2 separate regions of the Homo sapiens genome follow, and region 1 is linked to region 2. The links are chromatin loops, found by intact Hi-C in ENCODE. Cell type or tissue: heart left ventricle. All regions are shown on one strand.

Region 1 (2,500 bases), 140 kb before region 2:
TGGACAACAAAAGCGAAACTCCATCTCAAAAAAAAAAAAAAAAAAAGATACTCACTTTGTTCACCTGGAAATACCCCCTGATGATCTCAGGGAAAGCATCAGAGGTATGTCTAAGTATTTATGTACAAGGGCCTTTGTCACAGTTCCAATTATAACAGCAAGATGTTAGAATAATCCGAGTGTTCAGCACGGCCACAGGAGGCTGCGTATATACTAATAACAGCATTTTCAACATTATTTGGTAATATGGAAAAACGCCCAGAACACGGTGTTAAGGGAGAAAAGCAGAAAACAAATATATCATATTTTAAATTTTATATAGAAAATCTGTGTTAGTATGTATGTTTATGTGTGCTTGTGTGTATATATGTATGTGAGTTATTTAAAAAAATAAGAATTTAGACTTCAAAACCATTTGGGGGCAGTAGCACCTCTCCCATTTTGCCACACTTCCCACAATGCAAAGCCAGCCTGTTCCCTCTCACTGTCCTTCCTCCCAGAAATTCCCTTTGGCATCTGAATGAAACCCGCTAATCTCATGTTAGATCCAAGAAGAGTGACAGGCAATTGTGTATTCATTTAAGAAAAGTGCCTGTGGGAGACACAGTATCTTCTGTTTCATATAAATATATTATGCTTTAGCATAATAGGCATCTCATAATTTGATTGGAACATTCAATTTCACTCATCACACTGTTTCAGTATAACAGTGACTGGCATCTATTACAGCAGATTCTGGAATGCCACCCCACTGCACATATTTTTGAAGCTAATATTCCAGGCTGTTATTCTGGGACTCTCCAGGCCCTCCCCAACACCCACCTCCGGAAACCAAGCAGAACCACCCACTCCTATACATGCACGTGTCTAGGGACTTAGCAGGAAATCTGCAGAAAATCTATGGATAATAAAGATTCTACAGGATAATCAGATTGGGAGTGATTTCTGCTACCTTATCTTCTAAAACTTACTGTAAGAGAAATATAAGCAGGAAAACAACAACAACAAAAAAAAAAACTACGGAGTGGGGAAACGGGTACCGTTTGTTGGCTAAGGCAAATTGCTTGAAGGATAACCTAAACATTTCATTCAAATCTGTGATTTCCGCAGCTCCGGGACTCAGAGGCCGAGGTTACTGAGGAGGATCCCAGGCTGCGGGCCCAGCAGCTCCATCACCGGGTGCTGACCCTGCAGTGCCAGCTCAGGGACCAGGGCGCTGCCCACCAGGCGTCTCTGGACGAGGCCACCCGCCTCCAGGAGGAGCTCCAGGCCAAGGTGTGGGAAGTGCTTTCTTTCCCCTCTTGTCAGCCAGGGCTCCCACACCCCGGGGCGTTTTGGGAGTGAACAAAGATTTGCTGAGGTCTTCTTGACCCAGCCAGTTGGGAGCAGGTACTGGATTTTTAAAGTATAAGGCAGTACCAGGAAAAAAAAAACAACAAAAAACCACAGGCTCTATGATTGCTTCCCTGTTAAATTTAAAAAATGCACATATGTGGTTTCTTTAAAAAGTCAAGCAGGCTTACAGTGTCATATAAATAAAAGTCAAAGCCTTTCCTCTGTCAGAGGGAAGTAGGCGTGACTATGATACAGTGGTGCAGGTGCAAACCTATACAGGTACCAGAATTGCACGGGACTTAACACGCAGACACACACGTTTAAAACTGGAGAGATCTGAAAAAGATCAGTGAATTGTGGCCATTTCAATTCCTGGTTGTGACATGACACTATAGTTTTGCAAAATATTCCCACTGGGGGAAACCGGGCAAAATGTTCAAGGTACACTCCAGCCCAGGTGACAGAGCAAGACCCTGTCTCTAAAAAACATGTACAAGAGGGCTCTGTATTATTTCTTACAACTGTCTGCAAATCTTAATCATCTAAAATATAAAAGCTTTCCTTCTCCTCAACCTTAACATTTTCTGACTTCCAATATTTTTTCAACTCTACCACCCACTTTCTGAATGTGTGTGTATGTGTACATGTTTGAAATTATACTGTACAAAACCATGCTGCATCTTCATTTTGTCATTTAATTAAGAATCTTGTGGCATTTTCATATCAACACATGCAAAGTGAACTCATTCCTTTAAAATCGTGTGTATTATGTCATCATGAGGCCAAATCATAACTTATTTAATCAATTTTTCTGTTTGTGGAAATTCAAGTTGTTTCCATTTCTTTGCATTACAAACACAGCTCCAATGAACATTTTTATTTCTCTCTCGGCATATACTTCTGCTGTATATCTAAATGGCAAATTTCTAGCAAAAGAAAGGATATATAAATCATTAACTGTGATAGGTAATGGCAAGTAACCCTCCAAAATGATAGCATCATTTATACTCCCACTAAGAAGAAACAAGTCTACTCATTTGCCCATAACTCGTTATCCTGAATGTTAGCAACTTTACAATTGTTGGACAAGTCAATGGATGAAAAATACAGCCTCAGCATTACGGTATAATTTCCAGCTCTTCTCCCATGTGTTCTTTGTAAGATC
Region 2 (2,500 bases):
AATGGAGATGGGTGGTAGCTGTTACACCAGCCTTCCCTCCTGTGACACTGTGTGTGCCGTGTTCAGCTGGAGGCCGAGGCGGTGTTCCGGGCCATCACCATTGCGGGCCGGATCAACTGCCCTGTGTACATCACCAAGGTCATGAGCAAGAGTGCAGCCGACATCATCGCTCTGGCCAGGAAGAAAGGTATGCAGCCGGCCCTGGGCCTTCTGGGGGCAGCTGGGGCCTGGAAGGGGGTGTCCTGCAGGTTCAAGTTCACTCCCTCCCGAACTCAGACAGGCAGCCGGAGGAGGGAGGGGTGGAGCGGGGATGCTCCTGACACAAGGATGGTGGCTGGAATTCTTTGGTCCCAATGACCTTAGGATATTCACCTCGATAAGCTCAGCTCCATTTAAAGAGAATTTTAATAATATATTATGTTTAATCTAATGGATCCACATATTAATTCAGCATGTCATCAATGTAAAAATCATTAATATTTTGCATGATGTTTTCTGTACTCTCTTCAAAATTCAGTATCTTACATGTACACAACTCAGTTCAGACTAACCACAGCCTCAGGTTATTGGTGGCCACATGCGGCTCAGGACTGCCTTATTGGACAGAGCAGCTGTGGACCCCAAATATGTTGTTTTAGTGTTTTTAAGGGCAAGCTGACAAGTAGAGGCTAGAACAGCACAGCTTGCCTGAAACTAGCTCCATTTTGAAGATAAGGAAACCGGGGCTCAGAGAGGTTACAGAAATCTGGAAGCGGTACCAGCCGGGAGCGGGTAAGCAGGCAGGTTCTGGAGCTACAGGAAGCCATAAGGTAGCCACTAACCACACGTGGCTATCTAAATTTAAATTAAGTAATGTTAAGTAAAATGAACAAGTTAGTTTCTCAGTGGCACCAGCCACACCAGCTTAACAGCCACATGTGGCCGGTGGTTGCTGGTTGGGCAGCTGTGATACAGGGCACCCCCCTCGCTGCAGAAAGCGCTGCTTGATGGGCTGCCCTAGAGCCGGGCAGAGCTTGCAGCTGCCTCTCCTACTGGGCAGCAGGTGGCCTCAGGCGAGGGCAGCAGGGGGTCTCGGGCCACATCTCTTGCCCTTGGTCTCTAATGCAAAGATCTTTCCTGGGGAGCCCGAGCCTCTGCCTGCAGGCTTTTCTGGAAGAAGCCCGCCAGGCCGACTCCTTGAAAGACAAGCAGGAACTTCTGGGAAGTTAGTGCTCGGGAAGCCGCCCTCCGGCACTGGGCTGACAGAAACACATCCAACTCCCTTTCCCCTGGGGTGGGAGGACCCTGAGGCGTGTTCCCGAGCAGGACTGAGTGCCAGGGCCCTCAGCTGTGCCTCGATGAGAAATCTCCCTTTATTGGCTGCTTTCCCTGCCTTATGTCACTTCCTCAATCCCCAGCCAGTGTTTCCTGGAATCACCTCCCAAATAAGACTCTTGAACTAGATTCCTAAGATCTGCTTCTGGCAGAACCCTAACTGAGAGAGTAAATCGTGTCTCCATGGCTTGGCTTACAAATCTATAAAAGGACATAATAATGTCCAAATCGTAAAAGCAACAGCCATATCCACAGGTTGCTGGGTGAGTCAGCTGCCGTACGCCCCATGGAGCGCGTGGCGGGGCGCCGACAATGTGGTGGAGCTGGGCCCGGACACCCAAGGTCCCTGCGGTGCAGGCGGTGATGCCTGCAAGAACGGTGGCCAGTGTTCTGGCCTTCAGCCAGCCCCGTTCTCCCTCCACAGTCTTCCAATTTTGTGCCTTTGACATCTGCCTCAAGAGAGTATTTGCTTTTAACCAGGCTTATGTTTTCCCCTCCTAAGGGCCCCTAGTTTTTGGAGAGCCCATTGCCGCCAGCCTGGGGACCGATGGCACCCATTACTGGAGCAAGAACTGGGCCAAGGCTGCGGCGTTCGTGACTTCCCCTCCCCTGAGCCCGGACCCTACCACGCCCGACTACTTGACCTCCCTACTGGCCTGGTGAGACCTGTGAGAACGTGGGGCTGGGGGAGGCAGCTGGGGCCTTTGGAGGCAGAGAGTTAATGGTGGGAATCCGCAGGCTGGTTTGGACTCATGATTGTAGAGGAGGCTCTGCCCCGTGCTCTGCAAGGACTGCGCTCATATGGCTTACAACAGGCCCTCACGGACCTGAAGATCTGTGGCATCCAGTGACTGTTCCATTCACATCAATTGACCACCTCCTGTTGAGCCAACCTACTGTTAAGCACCTGCTCTGTGGCAGGCACCATGGTGTATCGGGAAGCACTCAGGATCAGGGATGGAGACAAGGCTGTGTCACCCCGGACCTGGCACGTCACCCGTGACATCTCTCTGTCTCCCTCGTTTTACTCAAAGTGGAAGCAGACAGTACCTGTGGCAGAGCTGCCTATGGGACAGTGCAGGAAAAGGACCTGGAACCGAGTGCTCCAGAAGTGGCCGCTGCTGCCTGCAGCACACTTGCTGTGGTGCACGCACACTGTGGAGCCCAGCACCTCAGCCCCTTCCCT

Evidence for each region. Peaks named below come from ENCODE experiments on the same cell type or tissue, not always from the same donor. Only the 100,000 strongest peaks of a DNase experiment are listed, where the experiment ranks them.
Region 1: a loop joins it to region 2, with 2.4 times the contacts of the local background. A loop is called at or near these places in 21 of 110 quality-filtered maps.

Annotation. Positions count from the first base shown.
Region 1 is chr4:5,978,949-5,981,448 of GRCh38, reverse strand. C4orf50 (chromosome 4 open reading frame 50) reads left to right here. Exons shown (of 12, transcript NM_001364689.3): 7 at 1,111-1,275. Among named protein-coding and RNA genes, the nearest start is that of C4orf50, 38 kb to the left of the region's middle. In heart left ventricle, a CTCF peak has its summit at 1,249 (motif pointing right); no DNase peak of the experiment used is centred here; H3K27me3 peaks cover 1,885 bases.
Region 2 is chr4:5,838,995-5,841,494 of GRCh38, reverse strand. CRMP1 (collapsin response mediator protein 1) reads left to right here. Exons shown (of 14, transcript NM_001014809.3): 8 at 67-187; 9 at 1,817-1,973. Among named protein-coding and RNA genes, the nearest start is that of CRMP1, 53 kb to the left of the region's middle. In heart left ventricle, no CTCF peak of the experiment used is centred here; DNase peaks (open chromatin) are centred at 1,232 and 1,644; H3K4me3 peaks cover 847 bases; H3K27ac peaks cover 271 bases.